2 separate regions of the Homo sapiens genome follow, and region 2 is linked to region 1. A link is an interaction called in ENCODE POLR2A ChIA-PET data of the cell type or tissue named here. Cell type or tissue: CD4-positive, alpha-beta T cell. All regions are shown on one strand.

Region 1 (2,500 bases):
CATGCCTGTAGTCCCAGCTACTCGGGAGGCTGAGGGAGGAGAATCCCTTGAACCCTGGAGGCGGAGGTTGCAGTAAGCCAAGGTCATGCCACTGCACTCCAGCCTGGGTGACAGAGTGAGACTCTGTCTCAAAAAGAAAATAAGAAGAAAATATACTCTGAGTATACCTAATGGTTTATTCTCTTTTATTGTTGAATCCACTATTTACATTTCTTTCTTTCTTTTATGTATTAGACTGGACTAGGAAAGGTTTACAGATCTAAATAAGGAATGAGGAGTGTTATTATCATTGTATTGCCATGACCACAAACTGCGGGGCCTCTCGCCCTTGCCCTCCCCCCTGTGGTTTTGAGGGTAGGAAGCCTTACCATAACCCAGTTCCTGATCATGCCGCCTCCCTGCCGCTTACCTGGTCAGGCCTCTTCGCTGTCCCTACCTACCCCAGGCCTCTGTGTTTGCTGCTCCGTCTGCCCAAAGCTCTTTCCCTTGGTAGCCCTTGGCTATGTCCCTCACTTCCTTCAGGTGTCTGCTGTCTTCTCAGCGCGGTGTTTCATGAATATCCACAATAGTGCACCCTGCCACTCCATTGCCTTACCTGTATTTCCCTGCATGGCACTTTGCACGGCCTGATACTATATTTCCCTCGGTTTGTCAGTTGGCTGCCTGCCCCTGAATGCAGGCTCCCAAGAGGGCAGTGGCTTTGTGTCCTTTGCTGCTAGGCCCATGTTGTTGTGAACAGTGCCTGGCACTTAATAGACACAGACTAAATACTTGATGAATTAATGGGAGGATGAATTCACCAGATTCCCTCTTGTGGGTGACTCTACACAAGATGGCATTTACTCGCCAGGTGTCCGGCTCCCTTCAAAAGACAGAGAATGATGGCTGGTTTCGTTGTAGCTTGACTCAGTGGCACACCCTGTGCCTGACACCCAGTTGACAGATGTGTAGGGAACAAAATTATGACGGGATGGCCACACAGTTGGCTGTTTGTACTCATTGCTGCCAGCTGTCTCCCAGAACAGTCATCTGCTCTGTAGGGGGAGAAACAGGGACATGAAAAGCCCTGGAAGGTTGTCAGGAAGCAATTTTAAATTTCTAATATGTAAACATCGGGGCTTTGGCATATTTTGAACCATTTTGATGATAGGAATGGAGGTGGTAGGAGCCACCCTGATTAAGTTCTTGTTGAGAATAAACTGGTGCACCAGACATTTACATAGGCTGAATCAATGTTGATGGCAGCCGTGTTTTTAATCCATGGGCCTAAAACAGTGTCCCTCATACCTGTCTCTTGCTGAGGCCCCTGTCGCAGGTGAGCCATGTCTGACTTCCGAGCCTTCCATCGACTGCTCAGTCCACGTCTTCAGCCCTATTTCCCAAGCTTACCTAGTGAGTCCTCCTTGACTCAGGCTGGTTCCTCCATTGTTTCTGCCACCTGCAGGCCATTGGTGCTCCTTGAATACCCTGTGGTGTCATCGCTGACTCGTGCCTCCAGGGCTTTCCCGCTCTGACGGCTCTGTGTTTCCTATTGCTTCATATAGCTTGCTTCTGAATTAGCATGCGATATGTGACACTCATATGTTATGTATCTTGGTTTAGTTTTTACAGAAAGATGAAAGACTCTTAAAAGGGATCTTGGAGTTGTTCTTGTACATCTTTTATATCTCCTAAGCCTTTGATGGGCACTTGTTCCAAATGGGAAAGAAAAAAAAGATGAAAAAAAAAATAAGCCACCCAGAATGCAGATGGGACAAACTGTTGGTGTTAGAGCATGGTGGTCACCCAGGCCTAGAGTGTGGGGTACACAAGGACCACTGAACTAAAACTCTCTGATGGTCTGGATCAGGCTATTGAGTAGAGCAACGGGTTGTAGAGTGCCTGGCACGCAGGTTGCAATGAGATTGGGGAAGCAAGGGTTGTGCGTTTGTTAATTCAGAGATTGTATGAAAATGGAAAGAATTAGGAGGAGGTTGAGGTTTATACTAGTATTATTCTCTCCACATTTAGAGAAGGCTCTTACAGTTCCTTTAATCCAATACTACACAAAAAAGTCCTCTGAGAGGCCGGGCGCGGTGGCTCACGCTTGTAATCCCAGCACTTTGGGAGGCCAAGACGGGCGGATCACGAGGTCAGGAGATTGAAACCATGGTGAAACCCCGTCTCTACTAAAAATACAAAAAAAAAAAAAAAATTAGCCAGGCGCGGTGGCTGGCGCCTGTAGTCCCAGCTACTCGGAGAAGGCTGAGGCAGGAGAATCACGTGAACCCAGGAGGCGGAGCGTGCAGTGAGCCGAGATTGCGCCACTGCACTCCAGCCTGGGTGACAGAGGGTGACTCCATCTCAAAAAAAAAAAAAAGTCCTCTGAAAACTGAGTGAGAAGCTGCGGGCTTATAGGACTGAAGTTTGGTGCTGAAATTGCTTAGGGGACCCTTTTCAGTTGCCTCCTCTTTTTTTTTTTTTTGTAAGAGAACCGGGGGATTTAAATCTCCCTGGTATG
Region 2 (2,500 bases), 2.0 Mb after region 1:
GCCCCCTGCCCACCCCTATCTGAAGCTACTCCCTGTGTTGGAGGAGCTGATTTTTAAGACAGGCAGTTTCTGAAGACGAGACATTTTCACTGGTAAGAAAAGGGCCAGGGAAGATTTGTTACTTGCTCATTCCGGGCTGGGGAGCCTGCTCTTTCATTTCTGCAGCTCTGCTGGTATCATCCAAAAATGCTTCCATTTGCTCTCATTTAAGAGAAATGCATGCAAATCACAAAAGGCAAAGCAAGCACGGTCAGTGAAGCTCAGCCATGGCCTGCGGGCTTCGTTTTGAAACCACCTCCAGCCACATGGAGGTGGTCAGCCTCTTTTAGACACCAAACCATTCTGGGTCACATTTTGTATGTTTGCACAATCTGTTCCCTATTTTAAAAATTATACAGGCTGCGCGCAGTGGCTCACGCCTGTAATCCCAGCACTTTGGGAGGCCAAGGTGGGAAGATTGTTTGAACTCAGGAGTTTGAGCCCAGCCTGGGCAACATGGTGAAACCCCATCTCTACAAAAAAATTACAAAATGTTATCCGGGCATTGTGCTGTGCACCTGTGGTCCCAGTTACTTGGATGAATTGAGCCTGGGAGACAGGAGGATGGCTTAAGCCTGGGAGATGGAGGCTGCAGTGAGCTGAGATAGCACCACTGCACTCCAGCCTGGGAGACAGGGCAAGACCCTGTCTCAAATATGTGTGTATATAATGTGTCCCTTTATATATATGTATGTATGTATGTAACATGCACCTGTATATAAATATGTGTATTGTATACATGTATATATAGGGGCATGTTATATATACACACACACACACACGCACGCACACACACACACACACATATATACATATACATGTATATATACAAGCACATATATATGTATGTGCATGTGTGTATGTGTGTGTGTGTGTGTGTGTATATATATATACATATGCACTTTAAATTGACACAACTCTCTTGAGTTTGATGCTGTCACTTCTTGAAAAGAAGTTGAGAATGGCAACATGGCTTGTGGTTTTCTTGGATGTCGGGTACAACAGAGTCTTCCGCCCTCTACTCCTTCCTCTGCAGGATGTGGGAGAGCGTTGAGCAGGTGCAGGTGGTGGGGCAGGAGATCTGCATGCCAGGAACAGAAAGTTCCTGGAGACCAAGGCTCCAGGTCAGTTCGCAAAAAGAAAAAAGAAAGAAAAGAAATCACCCAAGTACCGACTCAATATTTGCTCCCTATTTGTCACAAATCCCAAAACAATTAGCGAGCACTTATTGAGAGCACGGTTTCTCTTTGTTTTCCAGCAAACTCTCATGGGTGTGCCTCTTATTTACATTCTGTGACTAAAAGCCCTTAAGGATGAAGCTAGTTTGCAAATTTGCTAAGCATGCAGTCAGCGAATATGCAGGGTGTCCGATCATTATTCTTAACAAGCTCGTCATCTTCCTGTGGCCAAACCAGCTCTGAAATTCTCCCCACCCAACCACTATTGCAAACATCTGGCAGAGCTCCGTGCCTTGCAGACTGTCACCCATTTATGGGACAAAGGGACAAAGAGCAGCTGGGGTCCCCAAATGCCCTGCCAATTTCCATAATTACTGAGCCATCCAAGTTTCTCCGCTCCCTTGGAAATATTCACTTACTTTATATTATCTACGATCTACCAACTCATTTCAACACAACTTAGCTAGGCACTACTTAATATTCAAGTGCTCCCACAAAGCTGCATGTACATATATCCTTAAATTTTTAAGTCCAAATCACCGAGAAAGGCACTATTTAAAAGAGCTTGAAGGCAGAATCTTTAATACATCAGTAAGTGCTTTCTATAGCACAGCCATTCCCTAATTTATGTCTCTGGGTTTATTGATGACAGGTCATACATCTAAAAAAAACAAATCTACGGAGATGCTAAGGCAAACTCTATTCTCTCTTGAGCATCAGATAAGACAAGGGGGAAAATATTTTTCTAAAATGATATGTAAATAGGAGTTGTTTTATTACAAGAAGGAAAGGAATTCCACTGCAGCCTGCATGAGCCACTCCATCTGCACATCCTAAGGAGTCCTCCCTGCCCTCTTCTTCCAGCTGTGTTTGTTAGTCTGGTCCAATAAATCTCAACTCGGGCTGCATATGAAGCCACCTGGGGAGACTTTTTTTTTTTTTTTTAATGATGTCTGGACCCCAGTCCCAGAGAGCCTGATTTAATCCATCTGGAATAGACCCAGGTGGTTTTAACATGCCGCCAAGCCTCCAGAAGCCCCGGCTGTCATCAAAGCTGCTAAGTCACTGTGGATCCATCACCTAACCCAGAACAAATGGAGACAACTAAGAAGTCAATGCGTTTTTAGCTCCAAGTCTCCCTGAATTTTGCATGCGGGATATGATGAGAGGGGCTCCACACTGTTGTCTGTGCCTGCTTATTTTGGGAGTCAGAGTATATTCTAGGAAAGCGATCGTGGGCTGGCTACTCCTCAGTCATTGCTTATTAATTTTCGGTTATTTAC

The links. Peaks named below come from ENCODE experiments on the same cell type or tissue, not always from the same donor. Only the 100,000 strongest peaks of a DNase experiment are listed, where the experiment ranks them.
Region 2: POLR2A ChIA-PET joins it to region 1 with 8 read pairs; 1 of 35 experiments calls an interaction of 5 or more read pairs at or near these places.

Annotation. Positions count from the first base shown.
Region 1 is chr10:14,559,433-14,561,932 of GRCh38, reverse strand. All of the region lies in intron 2 of FAM107B (family with sequence similarity 107 member B), which reads left to right. Among named protein-coding and RNA genes, the nearest start is that of MIR1265, 120 kb to the right of the region's middle. RefSeq lists an enhancer at 2,296-2,500. In CD4-positive, alpha-beta T cell, no CTCF peak of the experiment used is centred here; DNase peaks (open chromatin) are centred at 362, 1,482 and 2,272; H3K4me3 peaks cover 1,371 bases; H3K27ac peaks cover 2,210 bases.
Region 2 is chr10:12,587,211-12,589,710 of GRCh38, reverse strand. The region is part of intron 2 of CAMK1D (calcium/calmodulin dependent protein kinase ID); the gene reads right to left. Among named protein-coding and RNA genes, the nearest start is that of MIR4480, 9.7 kb to the right of the region's middle. RefSeq lists an enhancer at 1,331-1,400. In CD4-positive, alpha-beta T cell, no CTCF peak of the experiment used is centred here; a DNase peak (open chromatin) is centred at 1,060; H3K4me3 peaks cover 748 bases.